Linked DNA regions of Mus musculus: region 2 is linked to region 1. The links are chromatin loops, found by intact Hi-C in ENCODE. Cell type or tissue: heart. All regions are shown on one strand.

Region 1 (8,000 bases):
AATGTGTGTATGTGTGTGTGCATGAATGTGTGTATGTGTGTGTATGTATGTATGTATGTATGTGTATGTATGTGTGTATGTGTGTGTATGAATATGTATGTGTGTGTGTGTGTATATATGTGTGTGTATGTTATGTATGTGTGTATGTATGAATGTGTATATGTATGTGTATGTATGTATGTACGTATGTGTGTGTACACGTATGTGTGTGTATGTGTGTGTATGTATGTGTGTATATATATATATATATGTGCGTGCCTGTGTGAGGCAGGGTCTCCTTCTCCCAGGTTGAAACTGAGGGTGTTCGTGATCTTCCTGCTTCTGTCTCCTAACTGAGAGCGCTGGGATTACACGTGTGTGCCACCATGTCTGGCTTCATGACTTTTTATATCACTTTTCTTTTTTTTTTTTTAAACACTTTTTTTTTTTGATTTATTTATTTATTTATTACATGTAAGTACACTGTAGCTGTCTTCAGACACTCCAGAAGAGGGAGTCAGATCTCATTACAGATGGTTGTGAGCCACCATGTGGTTGCTGGGATTTGAACTTCGGACCTTCGGGAAGAGCAGTCGGGTGCTCTTACCCACTGAGCCATCTCACCAGCCCCTATATCACTTTTCAAATTTACTTTTTTCTTTCCTTTTCTTTTAGGGAAAAAACAAACAACCCCAGCTCTGAGTAGCCTCCAGCATGCTATACAGCCTCAGTCAGCCTCAGAACTTCTGCTCTTCCATTCCCAATGCTGCATCACACCTGGCTTCTTGAAAACAGGGGTCTCAGGTCCCACACTGATCTTGAAGCTCTGATCCTTTAGTCTCTACTTCTTTTTCTTCTTCTTCTTCTTTTTTTTTTTTTTTTTTTGGTTTTTCGAGACAGGGTTTCTCTGTGTAGCCCTGGTTGTCCTGGAACTCACTCTGTAGACCAGGCTGGCCTCGAACTCAGAAATCCGCCTGCCTCTGCCTCCCAAGTGCTGGGATTAAAGGCATGCGCCACCACCGCCCGGCTAGTCTCTACTTCTTAAGTGCCAGGGCTACAGATGTACACCACCACATCTGTTTTAGGTGGTGTGCATGTTAGGCAAGCATCTTACCAACTGAGATATAGCCCCAGCTACACAAGCCCCCTTTTAAAAGATTGGGCTCTATGTGGTCGAGGCTGGCATGAACTGATCTTCCTGCTTCCACCTTCCAAACCCTGGCTTTGTTGTTGTTGCTGTTGTTGTTAGTCTGAGACAGGGACTTCCTATATAGTCCTAGCTGGCCTGGAACTCACTGGGATCAGTCTGCCTCTGACTTCTGAATGTTGGAATTAATGGCATATACCACTATACCCAGCTAGCTAGCTAGCTAGTTAGATGTCTGCTTTCCTTCTTTACTTCCTTTTCTTTTCTTGAGACAGGGTCTTGAAGGCTGTCATTGTAGTGCAAACCTTTGATCTCAGCACTTGGCAGAGGCAGAGGCAGAGAGGCAGAGAGGCAGAGAGGCAGAGAGGCAGGTGCAGAGAGGCAGAGGCAGGCGCAGAGAGGCAGAGACAGAGAGTCAGAGAGGCAGAGGCAGAGAGGCAGAGGCAAAGAGGCAGAGGTAGAGGCAGAGAGGCAGAGGCAGAGAGGCAGAGAGGCAGAGGCAGAGAGGCAGAGGCAGAGGCAGGCAGAGGGGCAGAGAGGCAGAGGCAGAGGAATCACTGTAAGTTCAAGGCTAGCTTGGTCTATAGAGTGAGTTCCAGGACAGCCAAGGCTACATATACTAAGAAACTCTGTCTCAAAACCAACCAACAAACCTAAGACCAGAGAGAGAGAGGGGTTGGGGGGATGCAGGCAGGCAGAGTGGAAAAGAGGATTTGCTTTTCTAACTTTTGATGATCACAATGCAGTTGATAGAAGTACATAAGTGTACTATACTATTAATGGCCACAGTTGTGCAGTGGCAAAGGAAAGGCCCCTTTTAAACAAGAGATGCAACCTGCTGGACCACAGAGGAGCTGTTGAGTAGATCAGGCCATGTGCCATGGAGTGAACTGTGGTTGTGGTGGAAACTTTGGTGGAAGAGGAAGCAGTGGTGGTGTCCTGGTTATATTAGCAGAGGAGGCTATGGTGGTAGTGACCAGAATACAGAAACCAAATGTTACATGAGGAGGTTATGATGTTTAATCAATAAAGGATGTGTTCCACTCAGGCTGCCTCAGGTGTACATCCTGCGGAGGTTACAGAGACGAGCCATTCCCGTGACTCAGCTCACTGTCTTCAGGCCCCTCTGGAGTTCAGAGACCTTGGATTCTGTGGACCTGGAGTTGCAGGACATTAGGTGGAGGTATCTGTGGTGGTGATAGTAACTATAATGATTTTGGTGATTACAGTGGACCACAGCAACAAAATTATGTTCCCATGAAAGGGGTAGTTCTGGCTGGTGATGGTCAGGTGGTACTTATGAATCTGGTGGTATAAGTGGTGGATATGGAAGGTTTTAGTTTGGTTTGGTTGGTTGAGACCAGGTCTCAATGTGTAGCTTTAGCTGGACTGAATTTGCTTTTTAGATGAGGCTGGCCTCAAACTCACTAAGATTCACCTGCCCCTGCCTCCCATGTGCCACCATGCTCGGCTCTTTAATTTACTTTTTATTAGTTATTTGTGTGTGTGTGTACATACACACACAATGGCACACATGTTAAGGCCAGAGGACAACTTGCAGGAGTCTGTTTTCTCCTTCCACCGTGTGTGTTCCAGGTTGGGGTAGCACAGACCACAGAGGCCTCTGGGAAAGCAGAAGCCCTGTGTGGCCTCTAAGGGTGATGGTGATGGGGAGAGGCCTGACAGGCCAAAATACTCACGGTCTTTCTGGTGCCCTTCTTCATCAAGGTAGATGTTAGTTTTCATGTTCCAAATAAACTGGTGTGCCAGAAGCTGGGATTTGGCTGCAGCCCAGAGAATGTACTCACGCACATAGCCCATCTGTAGGAGGTCAAGGCCACAGTCAATCTTCACTCCTGGAAGAAACTCTTCCTAACCTAGTGTAAGAAGCAACTCCCACTGCCTGACTGTATGGTTCCCACTATGTGGATGTACCCTATAGAGTCAGTGCTCAGTCTAGCCAGTAGCCAGGGGCTGGGTACCATGGGTCTACACTATAGGCGTGGGCTTCCTGTGTTAGTTCCCTTGGTATTTAAGAACCATGGCTCTCAATTTCTACTGCTGTCAAATACAAGACGCAAGTAGGCTAGGTGCCCAAAACTCACTTATAAGGCTGTACAAGGTACCATCCAGAGGGACAGGGTCCAGAAAGTTCTACAGAGTTGGATGTAGCTCACACACTGATAGTTGCCATCTTAAAGACATCTATCCATCTCATTTGTCTCCTGCCATTATCTGGTAGCTCCAGTTTTTTCTCTCTCGTTCTCTCTCTCTCTGTTATGTGCATGGCTGTGTGAGGATGTGAAAGGTTGACACTGGTGTCTCCCCCAGTCACTCTCCACCTTAGTGTTTAAGATATGGTCTGTCAGGTTGGTGAGATGGCTCAGCGGTTAAAAGCGCCGACTGCTCTTCCTGAGTTCAAATCCCAGCAACCACATGGTGGCTCACAACCATCCGTAACAAAAATCTGATGCCCTCTTCTGGAGTGTCTGAAGACAGACAGTGTACACACATATAATAAATAAATAAATAAATAAATAAATAAATAAATAAATAAATCGATCTTTAAAAAAAAAGTGGGGGGAGGGTATGGGGGACTTTTGGGATAGCATTGGAAATGTAAATGAAGAAAATACCTATTAAAAAAAAAAAAGAAAAAAAGATATGGTCTCTCACCAAACCTGGAGCTTGCTGATTTGGTTAAACTGGCTGGCTGGATAGCCTCAAGGCACAAGGTACACAATGTGGACAGCTCTTGGAGTGAGAGGGTGTGGTGGGTACATTACCTTACTTTTGGCTCCCCAGATCTAGGTTTACAGGTGATCTACGAGGATGCCAAGGACTGACTTCAGGTCCTTACACACACATGTTCCTTACACACACAAGGCTGCTATTTTACTAAGCCACTTCACATTCCCAGTAACTCCTAGTTTTAATGGCCATGTCTTAGGTTTGGTGAGATGGCTCACCAGATAAGAACATGTACATTCTGGGAGAAGACTGGAGTTCAGTTCCTAGCACCACAGCAGAATGCTCAGAACTCCAGGGCCACAGAATCCAAGGTCTCTGAACTCCAGAGGGGCCTGAAGACAGTGAGCTGAGACACAGGAGCAGCTCGTCTCTGTAACCTCAGCAGGATGTACACCTGAGGCAGTCTGAGTGGAACACATTCTTTATCAGCTTACCTAAACCTCATGAGAACAGCCAGTCTGAGGGAGGTCATGTCATTTGTTGATACCTGACCCAACAAAGGGGATTCTAGAAGAACAAGCTGCCCACCTGAAGGAAACAGCTAGAAAATGTACCAGAGCCCACCCACTCTGCAGATCTGGGCCTCAGGATGGGGCAGGGAGAACAAAGGGCTCAGTTCTGGCTGGACAGTCCTGTTCCTGAGGGAATGCAGAGCTGGTCTGAGGTAGAATTTAGGGTCCATAGCAATGTGTACAGCTCTTGGAGGACACTTACCTTGTCATATCTGAGGGCCTGCACAATCTGGGGGATGTAGAACAGAATGGCATCCTGTCGAGGAGGAAAGACTGATTTCAGAGGTTACAACACTTAAAACAGCCATGAACCCTGGACCTGCCCACTGGACGCTGCCCCCTGCTGGAGAACTGGGGAAGTGCAGAGGCTAACAAAGTATCTAAGGCTTGAAACACACAGTGAAATCAAAAATGCAGAAGAGTGCAGCTTACCCCAGGTAAAGGGGCTGAAAGTTACTACAAACTTGCTGGTGCTGAAACTGTAGCAATCAGGGATCTAGAACATTCTACAGAAACTCCCTGCTACAGACTTTCCACCATGGCTACTACATAAAATCTTCAGGATCCCTGAAAGTTTGTTGTTGGAGTAAGAGGCATGGGCACACTGCTTACCTCTCAGAGCAGGGGCTAAACTCAAACTGTTTTTAAAACCAAAAGATCCAATTAAAGTTAAAAAAAAACCCAAAACAAACAAACAAACACATACAACTAGAAAACATATGAATTACAACTAAATTCATCACCTCCCTAGTGTTGGTACTAAAAGTGTGTGCCACCATAGCCCAAATTCATCCCCTTCCACTACTGAAGTCAAGAATAAAGGCATACTCTAGATGGACCTATATAGTTGGATGCATGCCTGTTGAGCTGACTTTTTTTTTAATAGATTTATTTATTTATTTATTTATTTATTTATTTATTTATTTATTGTATGTGAGTACCCTATTGCTGTCTTCAGACACACCAGAAGAGGACATCAGATCAGATCTCACTACAGGTGTTTGTGAGCCACCATGTGGTTGCTGGGAATTGAACTCAGGACCTCTGGAAGAGCAGTCAGTGCTCCTGAGTTCTCACTCCAGCCCTGGGCTGCCCACTTAATCTATCCACTTAACCACACTGGGATAGCTATACCCTAGGCTAGCTCACAGGGCTTTAGACTCACCGGAGGGAAGGATCGCAGGACTTTTACCCCATACTGTGCAGTGAGAGGGTGTGGTGGGTACATGCTGGAGAAGTAGGAGAGGCCTGTAGGTGGGTCCGTGGGTGCCCAGCATAAAACATGGCTGAGCTCTGGAGCATCAGCATCGATGGTGTGCCAGGTGACAAGGAACTGGGGAGAAAGTTGGGAGATAGGGTTGCAGGAGTCCTTTCAGTTATGGCCTGCTCCAGAATGGCCGCAGCAAAGGGTCATAGGGTGGGCATGCTCTGCATGCCTTTAATTACAGCACACAGTGGGCACAGTCAGGCAGATCTCTGTGAACCTGAGTCTACAAGGTGAACTCTAGGCCAAGAAAATAAAATAAAATGTGATAATAAAAGCCATTTATGATAAAAATGGAAAGTGCTTCTGACATGTTACACAAAGTAGCATAATTGCAATAAATTCAAGTAGAGGGGCTAGGAGTGAAGCTCAGGAGGTAGTGTGTTCCAGGCTAGTAGCACTGATCCCCAGTACTGCATAAAACCAGTTGTGGTTGTATACATATTACCACATGGCAGATGGAGAATGGAGAATCAGAAATTCAAGGACATCTTTAGCAAATCTGAATTTGAGGTTAGCCTGAGATATATGAAACCCCATCTATAAACACAGTTAAAGCAGACTAAATATTTCCTATCATAAACATAATAATTACTACATACTAGAAATAGAAAATGCAGGGAGTTAAAAAAAATCCTACCACTGAGATTACCCAGTCTTTCTAATGTGATAGATAAAATAATTTTGTTTTAGAGACGGGGTCTTACTCTGTAGTCCTAGCTGTCCTTGAACTCAAGAGGTCTTTGTGCCTCTGCCTCATGACTGCTGAGATTAAAGGCATGCACCACTGTGCCCTGTTCTCTTTACTGAGACAAGGTCTCACTAGGCTGTCCAGACTGGTCCAAACTTCACTTTGTAACTTCGACAGGCCTTTAACTTGTGATCCTCCTGTATCAGTCTCCTAATGGCTGCGATTGTAGACCTATACTGGTGACTAGGCTCAGCAATGACGGTTAATACCAACTTAATTGAGAAATGTATAGATTAATAAAGCACACCTTTGAGTACATCCATGGGGCCCAAAGAGGACTGGGTCCTGAGGCTCTGGCCTGATGGACGGGTTAACCTTTTGAGGAGCCATAATATGGTGGTACTATTTTAAGCTGGTGCAAAGTATCTGGGGCCTTGGTGGAGGAAGTGGGTCACTACAGGTATGTATTTGGAGGCTATACTTTGTCTGGATGCCCCCTCTTGCTCGTCTGTTCATCTGGCAGGATGTGAACAGGTTCTTCCTGCACATGGTCCTGTGGCCATGATGTTCTGCTCAGCCATATGAGGCTGAGCCCTCTGAAATGGAGTCAAATAAAGCTTTCCTCTCCCAAGTTGTTTGTGTCAGATATGTGGTCATAGTCATAAGAAGGAGCCAGGCCTCTCTAGAAAACATTCTAGATCTAGTTTGAACTTGAGCTGGTGTATGTGGGCTGTGCTACCTTGATGGCTTCAGGGACATCACTAACAGCTCCAGGATCCAAGCGAACGAGACGGGTCACTTCATTTCCAATGGCTTCTGTATTCTTGAACCTACAGTGCACAGAGGGTTTGTGTTGGGTAGCCATACGAGCAGGTACGTTCCTTCACTGCCACAGATGAGCCAGAGGGAAAGACTCAGGGGGAGGATTTAGATTAACACTATAGACAGACATCTAGATGTAGGCAAGTAATACATTACAACATCTGAAAAGTTATTACAACATTTACAAGGAGATAGGAGAACGCCACAATTGGAAGCCACTCTGAGGGACATAGAAGCCTCATCTCAAGATGGTTTAGTGAACAAATGTCCTTGCTGCCAACCTTCACCTTCCCCAACCCCCCCCCCCCCCCATCCACACTTCTTCAAAGCAAAAAAAAAAAAAAAACCAAACCAACAAATAAAAGGAAAGGGTAAACCATTCTTCAAAAACCACCACAGCTCTTTCCCCTGGTCCTCTGTAGCAGCCTATCTCTGGTTCAACGTCTTACTTTAGTCTAAATCCACAAGGCTCCTTACTTAGTGGTGAGGGGGCAGATGTAAGCCTGCATGTGTTACTGACCCAGGCTAATGCAAGGAAAGTCTCCATAAACATTTGGCTTTGAAAGGACTTAAAAGAACCAGTGTGCTGTTCTGGGCCTGAAGACCAGGTAGAAACAATAGGAAAATGGTAAACCTTGGCTTGCAGAGATAGAGGCAGACATGGGGTATCTATCTCTGGAGGTAGGGAAGAAGGCTAAGGGCCATGTGGGATTATGTCATGGGGGCCTCTGCAACCCATCTCACCTACTGTCAGGCTAAAGGTTTATTTCTGTCTGAGAGAATCCCCTTATAGCTTGTCACCAGCTTTGTTTTCAGAGGAATGAAAAGATGCCT
Region 2 (8,000 bases), 160 kb before region 1:
GCACATACCCTCTTTGTAAAGGAGCAAGCAGACATGGCTGGCAGGCCTACTCTGCAGGCTTCTTGTTCCAAGTCCATCCATCTGGCCCAGGCAGGACACTTCTTCTGAGCCTCAAGGTGTGAACCCAAGGTGTGGTTATCTCAGGAAAGGCTGAGTCCAGTTCTTCCCGAGGCAGTCAAGGCTAAGCAAGGTATACAAACCTTTTCCATACAAAGAGGTGAACATCTGTTTCTCTCCACAAGGTCCTGGAGTTCCTAGTTTTGTTTTGATTCTTCAGACAGCTTCAAAACTGAGACAATCTTCCTGCATCAGCCTCCAGACATGGGCTCACCAATCTTTCTTTCTTTTTTAATTGATTAATTAATTAATTAGTTAATTTGGTTTTTCTCAAAACACGGTTTCTCTGTGTATCCCTGGCTGTCCTAAAACTCACTATGTAGACCAGGATGCCCTAGATCTGGGTGATCCACCTGCCTTTGCCTTCCAAGTGCTGAGATTTAAGGCATGAGCTACCTACCATTCACTCACCGCCGCGCCCCCTGCAGCAGACTCCCCTATCTTAACCTGGGGGGAGGGGGCTAAGAGCTTGAGACTGGAGCCTTTCCAAATCTGGGGTCTCCCCTTTGTACTGGTTCCAGCCTTGGAATATGGTTCTCAGCATCCACCTTATCCTTTTAGCTAGAGATAGCTATCTCTATCTAAGACTATGATCCAAGCACTGACCCTTTTGTTCCTCAGGCTCCTTAGCTGGCCCGACAGATGCCCTTTCATCATTGCACTGCTTCCCAGAGGCCCACAGTAGTGCAACAGGGAAAGAGTGTCCAACAAGCCTGTCAGTCTCACGGGGTGGGGCGGGGCATGGGGAGTTGGGGTGGCTGGAGTGGGATCTTAGACCTAGAACGCATGCCCACCTGGGCGGAGCCTCGGCCTGAGCAAAGGATGCCCTCTGACCCCAGAGACACGGGCCTGGCTACAATCTCAAGTTTCCATGGAGAAGAGAGTAAAATGAGCAGGGGGAGGGTACGGCCTGCAGGCCTGAGGGGCCAGGCCTGGAAAGGGAAGAAAGAAGGAACAGTAGGTGAGGTGGTCTTCGAGGCTGGTCCCAGATGCTTTGACAATACCATTGCACTGCTTCTCACAGCACAGTAGTGCAACCTAGTCAGAGCACCCGCAGCCAGCAGGAAATCCATCGCCCTCGCTGCACGCAGGGCTGCGCTGGAAATTCAACCACCATGGGTGGGTGGGACATCTATCCAAGCTCGGAGAACAGACGGGATTCCAGCCCGGATGCAGTCCTCTGGACTTATTAACTTCAGGGAACTCAAACTTTCTCTAACAGGCTTCTGATTCTGGTGAGGTACTCCAAGGAGGGAGCTGAAGGGCGAGCACCCGAGGGGGCTCAAACACAAAGGAGAGAGGCCTGCGCTCAGTTGCAGAGGGGAGCACAGTGGGACTACTTGTACCCTGTTTCAGACCAGAACTAGAATAAGAGGGATACTTCACTCCTTGCACGTGAGGCCCTTGGAGTCCGAGATCCGGTCCTTGGTCCATTCCCCCAGTATGAGTTCTGCACTCTATCCTAACAGATTCTCCTGCCTAGAAGAGCAGAACTAGGGCTTCCTGGCATCTGGAGTTTCCCTGGCCTCACCGCACACCCTATCCCAGACCAGTTACTCACGTGGACAGACACCTCTTGTTCTCACCAGGGGGACAAGGTGAAGCTTAGTGGAAGATCCAGGTAGGCGGCGGCCCCGTCATATCTGGACAACCCCGCACCTCAGCACCTCGTGGCGCCCTCTCTCCCTCGGCTCCATCTTTAACCATCTGACAGTCCCGAGGGCCGAGCCCCGGGCCTCAAGGCACAGCGCCAGCCTCATTGGCTTGCGCCTACACCAAGCTTTGCCTCCTGCGCACCTATTGGCTGCTGCTGGAAAGATTTCAAAATAGCCTCCAGGCTCCGATTGGCCAGGCGCCCGAGTTTTGGCTCCACCGTTTTAACAATGAGTTCTACAAACACTTTCTCCTCATTCATAACTCTTGAAAAGGAGCTCTGTCCGCCTTTTCCCAGCTCATTTCTCTGTAGTTATTATAGTGATACTCATGAGGGCGCGTCCATGCTTACTACACAGCTCACCAAATTAGCGAGGGCTCTGAGATCCCGGCAAAGTGTCCTTTGGCCAAGCCAGCGGTTGAATGAACCCCTAGGGGATGCTTCGTATTTCGCGAGAAATTTGTTCATTGCTCCTCCAGGATGGGACATTTACTTAAAAACCGTGGCCTTCCCTCTTTCTGTCCAACTTCAGAGCATCGTCATCAGGAAACCTCTGGCTGGGCTGAGGAGGCCCTGGCACTTTTTGTAAGTGAAGAAATGCTCTGATGTCATTGATGTCATTGAGAATGTGAACCACTTTATGGGTAAGAGTTCATTAAGTGACCTTTCTGAGCTAATATGTCCAAAGATACACAGCACCTAGCACCCAGAACCTGAGGTGTTCTACTCAGTTCTGTCAGCGAAGGGAAAAACAGAGTTTTGCAGCTGGCGTCTGAGCTTTACCCCTAGTTATATCCATATGAGACAGGGAATCTTTACCCCCCAGCTCAAAGGCTGAAAGAAAATATTTTTAAAGCAGACAGAGCTGGTTTTCGATCTTCAAGAACTCATTTTGTCCACTTAATTTTAAATGTAATTTTTTGTGTATGGGTGCTTTGTTTGCCTGTCTGTACCACCATGTACATGCCTAGTGTTCAGGGAGGTCAAAAGGCTTTCTATCCTCTGCAACTGAAACTATAGAGGATTGTAAGCAAACACATGCATGCTGGAAATGAAACCCATATGCTCTGGTAGAGCAACCAATGCTATTAACACTGACCCATAATATCTCAGTCCCTACATTGTTTTGTCTTCTTTGGGAAAAAAAAGAATGCTGGTTTTTTGAGACATCGTATATCACGGCTGGCTAGTTGAGAACTCACAGAGTAGACCAGGCTAGCCTTGTGCTTATGGTAATCCTCCTAGGTTTTTGCAGTACTGGGGATACAGCCACCACACTGCATCGCTCCACACAGATACAAAATAAAACATCCAGAAATTCCAACATTTGGGAAGTGGAGAAAAGAGCCAGAAGTTCAAGACCAGCCTGAACTACATGAAATACTGTCTTTAAAGAGAGGGGGCTCACCAGAAAGAAGGCTCAGTGGTTAAGAGGGTTGGCTGCTCTTCCAGAGGACTCAGGTTCCATGCCCAGGATCCACAAGTTGTCTCAAAGGCATCTGTAACTCCAGTCCAGTATCGTCTTCTGGTCTCTAAAGCCATTGCATGCATAGACATATGGGCAGTCAAAACACCCATACACATAAAAATAAAAATCAAATGTAAAATTAAAGTGTTTTGCTGCTGCTCCTGTGCTTTTCATTTGTAATGTTTTGCATTCTGCATGGAAGCAACTTTTCTGCTCCATGAGTTTGGGGGCTGGAGAGATTGATGGCATGGCTGTCAAAATCGAGTACTACTCTTGCAGAACTGTTAAAATTGGACTTAAATGAGTTCCCCAGCCATACTAGATGGCTTACAGCCACCTGCAGTCCCAGCTCCAGGAAATCCAACACCCTCTTCTGACCTCTGAGGACACCTAACTCATGTTCATATTCACACACACACACACACACACACACACACACACACACACACACACTTTAAAATGGCATTTAAAAGTTTGGCAATAGATCAAGGCACATTAGTACACATCTTTAATCCTAGTACCTGGGAGACAAAGGCAGGTGGATCTCTATGAATTCAAGGAGACCAGGCTACATAGCGAGTTTCAGATTAGCCAGGGTCGCATGGTAAAACCTGTCTCAAAATAAAAGTTTGTCAGTGGAAAGACCAAGTCTCTTACAGACAGGGGAGTAATGGTCCAAGACATAACTCCCTCCCCTCAGGATTCAAATTGACTACAGCTTTTCTCTCATCCACACATTAGTAAAGTCAACTGATTTCTCAAATCCATGTTATCAGTTCTTCCCACACTATCCCAAGTCCCTCCCAGCCAACTGTCATCTCAGCCTCTTAGGATTTTTCCTGGCCCTCAGGAAATCATCCTACTAGTTCCCCTGAAGTCCTTATGACCTACTCAGTCAAGCCCAGGAAATCTGTCATTCCTTCCCCCACCTCTAGAGGCCATGCACACACCACTAGTGAGCTGCCAGCTTGCTGGTGAGGGACCTTTTGCTAGTGTGTGTGTGTGTGTGTGTGTGTGTGTGTGTGTGTGTTTTCTTATGTGCATTATTTTATCTAATGTTAGTGTTGTAAATGGGCCCTATGCCTTGTACATGCTAGAAAATGTTCTACCTATAGCCTCAAACATACCAAGTACCAGCCGGGCATGGTGGCACACGCCTTTAAGCCCAGCACTTGGGAGGCAGAGGCAGGCAGATTTCTGAGTTCGAGGCCAGCCTGGTCTACAAAGTGAGTAGGACAGCCAGGGCTACACAGAGAAACCCTGTCTCGAAAAAACAAAAAACAACAACAACAAAAAAAAAAAACATACCAAGTACCAACTGTTCCACAACTCAATTAGTCCCCCAGCTCTTGCTTTTAAATTATACAACCTTAACCACCCAGATTGGATGGGTTTTGTTGTTGTTTGTTTGGAGTGGGGAAATTGTCTTCCCTTGCGATGTCCCTTCTCACTCTTTTTGTTGTTGTTGTTGTTGTTGTTGTTTTGTTTTGTTTTTTCGAGACAGGGTTTCTCTGTGTAGCCCTGGCTGTCCTGGAACTCACTTTGTAGACCAGGCTGGCCTCGAACTCAGAAATCTACCTGCCTCTGCCTCCCCAGTGCTGGGCTTAAAGGCGTGCGCCACAACGCCAGGCCCTTCTCTTTTAAAATTACAGGTGTCTGAAAAAATGTTCAACATCCTTAATCATCAGGGAAATGCAAATCAAAACAACCCTGAGATTCCACCTCACACCAGTCAGAATGGCTAAGATGAAAAATTCAGGTGACAGCAGATGCTGGCGAGGATGTGGAGAAAGAGGAATGTTCCTCCATTGTTGGTGGGATTGCAAGCTTCTACAACCACTCTGGAAATCAGTCTGGCGGTTCCTCAGAAAATTGGACATAGTACTACCGGAGGATCCAGCAATACCTCTCCTGGGTATATATCCAGAAGATGTCCCAACAGGTAAGAAGGACACATGCTCCACTATATTCATAGCAGCCTTATTTATAATAGCCAGAAGCTGGAAAGAACCCAGATGCCCCTCAACAGAGGAATGGATACAGAAAATGTGGTACATTTACACAATGGAATACTACTCAGCTATTAAAAAGAATGAATTTATGAAATTCCTAGGCAAATGGATGGACCTGGAGGGCATCATCCTGAGTGAGGTAACCCAATCACAAAGGAACTCTCACAATATGTACTCACTGATAAGTGGATATTAGCCCAGAAACTTAGGATACCCAAGATATAAGATACAATTTGCTAAACACATTAAACTCAAGAGAACGAAGACTAAAGTGTGGACACTTTGCCCCTTCTTAGAATAGGAAACAAAACACCCATGGAAGGAGTTACAGAGACAAAATTTGGAAGTGTGACGAAAGGATGGACCATCTAGTGATTGCCATATCCAGAGATCCATCCCATGATCAGCTTCCAAATGCTGACACCATTGCATACACTAGCAAGATTTTGCTGAAAGGACCCAGATATAGCTGTCTCTTGTGAGACTATGCCAGGGCCTAGCAAACACTGAAGTGGATGCTCACAGTCAGCTATTGGATGGGTCACACGGCCCCCAATGGAGGAACTAGAGAAAGCACCCAAGGAACTAAAGGGAACTGCAACCCTATAGGTGGAACAACAATATGAACTAAGCAGTACCCCGGAGCTCTTGACTCTAGCTGCATATGTATCAAAAGATGGCCTAGTCAGCCATCACTACAAAGAGAGGCCCATTGGACTTACAAACTTTATATGGCCCAGTACAGGGGAATGCCAGGGCCAAAAAGGGGGAGTGGGTGGGTAGGGGAGTGGGGGTGGGTGGGTATGGGGGAGTTTTGGTATAGCATTGGAAATGTAAATGAGCTAAATACCTAATAAAAAATGGAAAAAAAAATTACAGGTGTCCCTGTAGGTTTGTGCGCATGTGTGCAGGAATAAGAGGTCTGAGAGATCCCTCCCAGAACTGGAGTTACAAGTTGTGAACCACCTGACATGACATAGTTACTAGTCCTCTGAAAGTGCAGGCTGTGCTCCCAACTAGCAAGTCATCTTCCCTAGTTCTCTTCTTTCTTTAGGGCCTTGGATGTCCTAGTGGGGGCCTGCACCATGGGCAGGTCAGAGTAAGGGGGAGTGTGCCATTGCCATCAAAAGTCTGGGAGCCTGAGGTGTTAATTCCCAATAGATAGGCAGAATCCTCAACAGACCTTTAGTCAAAGATAAGTTTCAAAACTGCTGCAACCACCAGAAGAATGGGTTCCTGAGAGTAAGAGATGAGAGGACTGGAGAGTTTGAGCCCATCCCAGTTGGCAGGGGCCCTGCCTACGGCCAAGGCCCTTCAATAGAGAAATTGCCTAAGGTCAAGTCCTGGGAAATGAGGTCGGCGGCTCTGACGACACTGTATGGTAGACTGCAGAGTTAAACTGCACAGACAGGCATCCAGAAAAGGTTTGGGACAGTGAGATGGCTATGTGTACTGTGTGAAGCTGGCAAACTGAGAGTGATCTCTGGAACCAACATAAAGGTGGAAGATGAGAAGCGACTAGAGAGAGCTGCTCTGAGGTACAGGTGGCAACAAACACATCTCATGCACTCACACTTAGTAATAAAAATGAGTTTATTGAACAGGTTGGGGCCAGTTGTGGTGGTGTACACCTTTAATACCAGCACTCAGGAGACAGAGGCAGGTGGATCTCTCTGTGAGTTCCAGGCCTGCCAAGGATACATAGTGAGACAGTCTCAAAAAAAAAAAAAAAAAAAAATTTCAGCAGGTGCTTGAGACAGGTGAGATGGTAACTTGGACAGATATGGCTGGCACCTTCAGATCTTCCCCAGGGTTACAGCAAAAATAATCCCAGACCAACATTCTTTAATCATAAAGGCACTTGAGGGCCCCTACAAACAAAGTCTTACACAAGAGTGACCCCGAGATTGCCACTCAGCCACCCTCCCATCACTCATCTGGTTCTCAGAGTTCATCGTGACCCGTGGAGAGATCTGCTCCAGGCTTGATGAAGATTCCTTCCATTGCCTTCCACGTGTTGTGAGCATTGGCACTAGGCATGCCATGAACCTCATGCTGCCCACGGATGGGGTTACCATACTGTTCACCAGTGACCGACAGGAACACAGAGGTGCCCACGTGCTGGAAGCGGACACTGGCCTCTCGCTCCCAGTGTTGCCCAGAACATCGGACTGTCCACAGGTCCAGGTCATCACCCTCACCGTCTTCCCCAAAAGCACTCACCTCCTGAGAGTATAAGGTATAGGAACAGTCACACAGAGGGCACAAGCTCCCCTGAGCTGCATGTCTGGCCGTCATATTTGCACCTAGTATCCTGGGGCCTCTGCTCCTTTTCCTGACCTTCAGCATTCACAGCTATGAAAATGGAAGCCAAGAGTCCTGCCCTAGCTAGGCTCAGCGGCACACGCCTTTAAGCGTAGCACTCAGAAGGTATAGGCAGGCAGATCTCTGGGGGGTTTAAGGCCAGCCTGGTCTACATAGTGTGTTCTAGGACAGCCAGGGCTACATAGAGAAATCTGGTCTCAAAATAGACTCTCACCCCATTCTTCAGGTGCATAGAGCCTCTTGTATCAGACTGTGTAGTGCCAACTGGCCTTACCCCCAAATTCCCCTCCAACATTTTCCCCCTGAAACTCTCCAAAGCACTGTCAGATTCTCCCTGCGTCCCTCCCAGACCAGCTGCAATGAACACTGTACTTTAGTAGGAACTCTTTCGCAGAGGGGAAGGAGTAGGAAGAAGCTCCCACTT

The links. Peaks named below come from ENCODE experiments on the same cell type or tissue, not always from the same donor. Only the 100,000 strongest peaks of a DNase experiment are listed, where the experiment ranks them.
Region 2: it touches region 1 in a loop (2.7-fold over the local background); 14 of 42 quality-filtered maps call a loop at or near these places.

Annotation. Positions count from the first base shown.
Region 1 is chr16:17,288,289-17,296,288 of GRCm38, forward strand. It overlaps Pi4ka (phosphatidylinositol 4-kinase alpha), which reads right to left. Exons shown (of 55, transcript NM_001373955.1): 40 at 7,084-7,174; 41 at 5,555-5,722; 42 at 4,592-4,645; 43 at 2,827-2,947. Among named protein-coding and RNA genes, the nearest start is that of Tmem191c, 16 kb to the left of the region's middle. In heart, a CTCF peak has its summit at 4,738 (motif pointing left); no DNase peak of the experiment used is centred here.
Region 2 is chr16:17,123,312-17,131,311 of GRCm38, forward strand. 2610318N02Rik (RIKEN cDNA 2610318N02 gene) reads right to left here and starts at 1,891. Exons shown (of 7, transcript NM_001358255.1): 1 at 1,679-1,891. Sdf2l1 (stromal cell-derived factor 2-like 1) reads right to left here. Exons shown (of 3, transcript NM_022324.3): 3 at 6,827-7,477. The coding sequence ends at 7,196. It overlaps Mir130b (microRNA 130b), which reads right to left and starts at 831; the gene lies at 750-831. It overlaps Mir301b (microRNA 301b), which reads right to left and starts at 1,185; the gene lies at 1,089-1,185. In heart, a CTCF peak has its summit at 4,156; a DNase peak (open chromatin) is centred at 1,900; H3K4me3 peaks cover 2,822 bases; H3K27ac peaks cover 2,161 bases.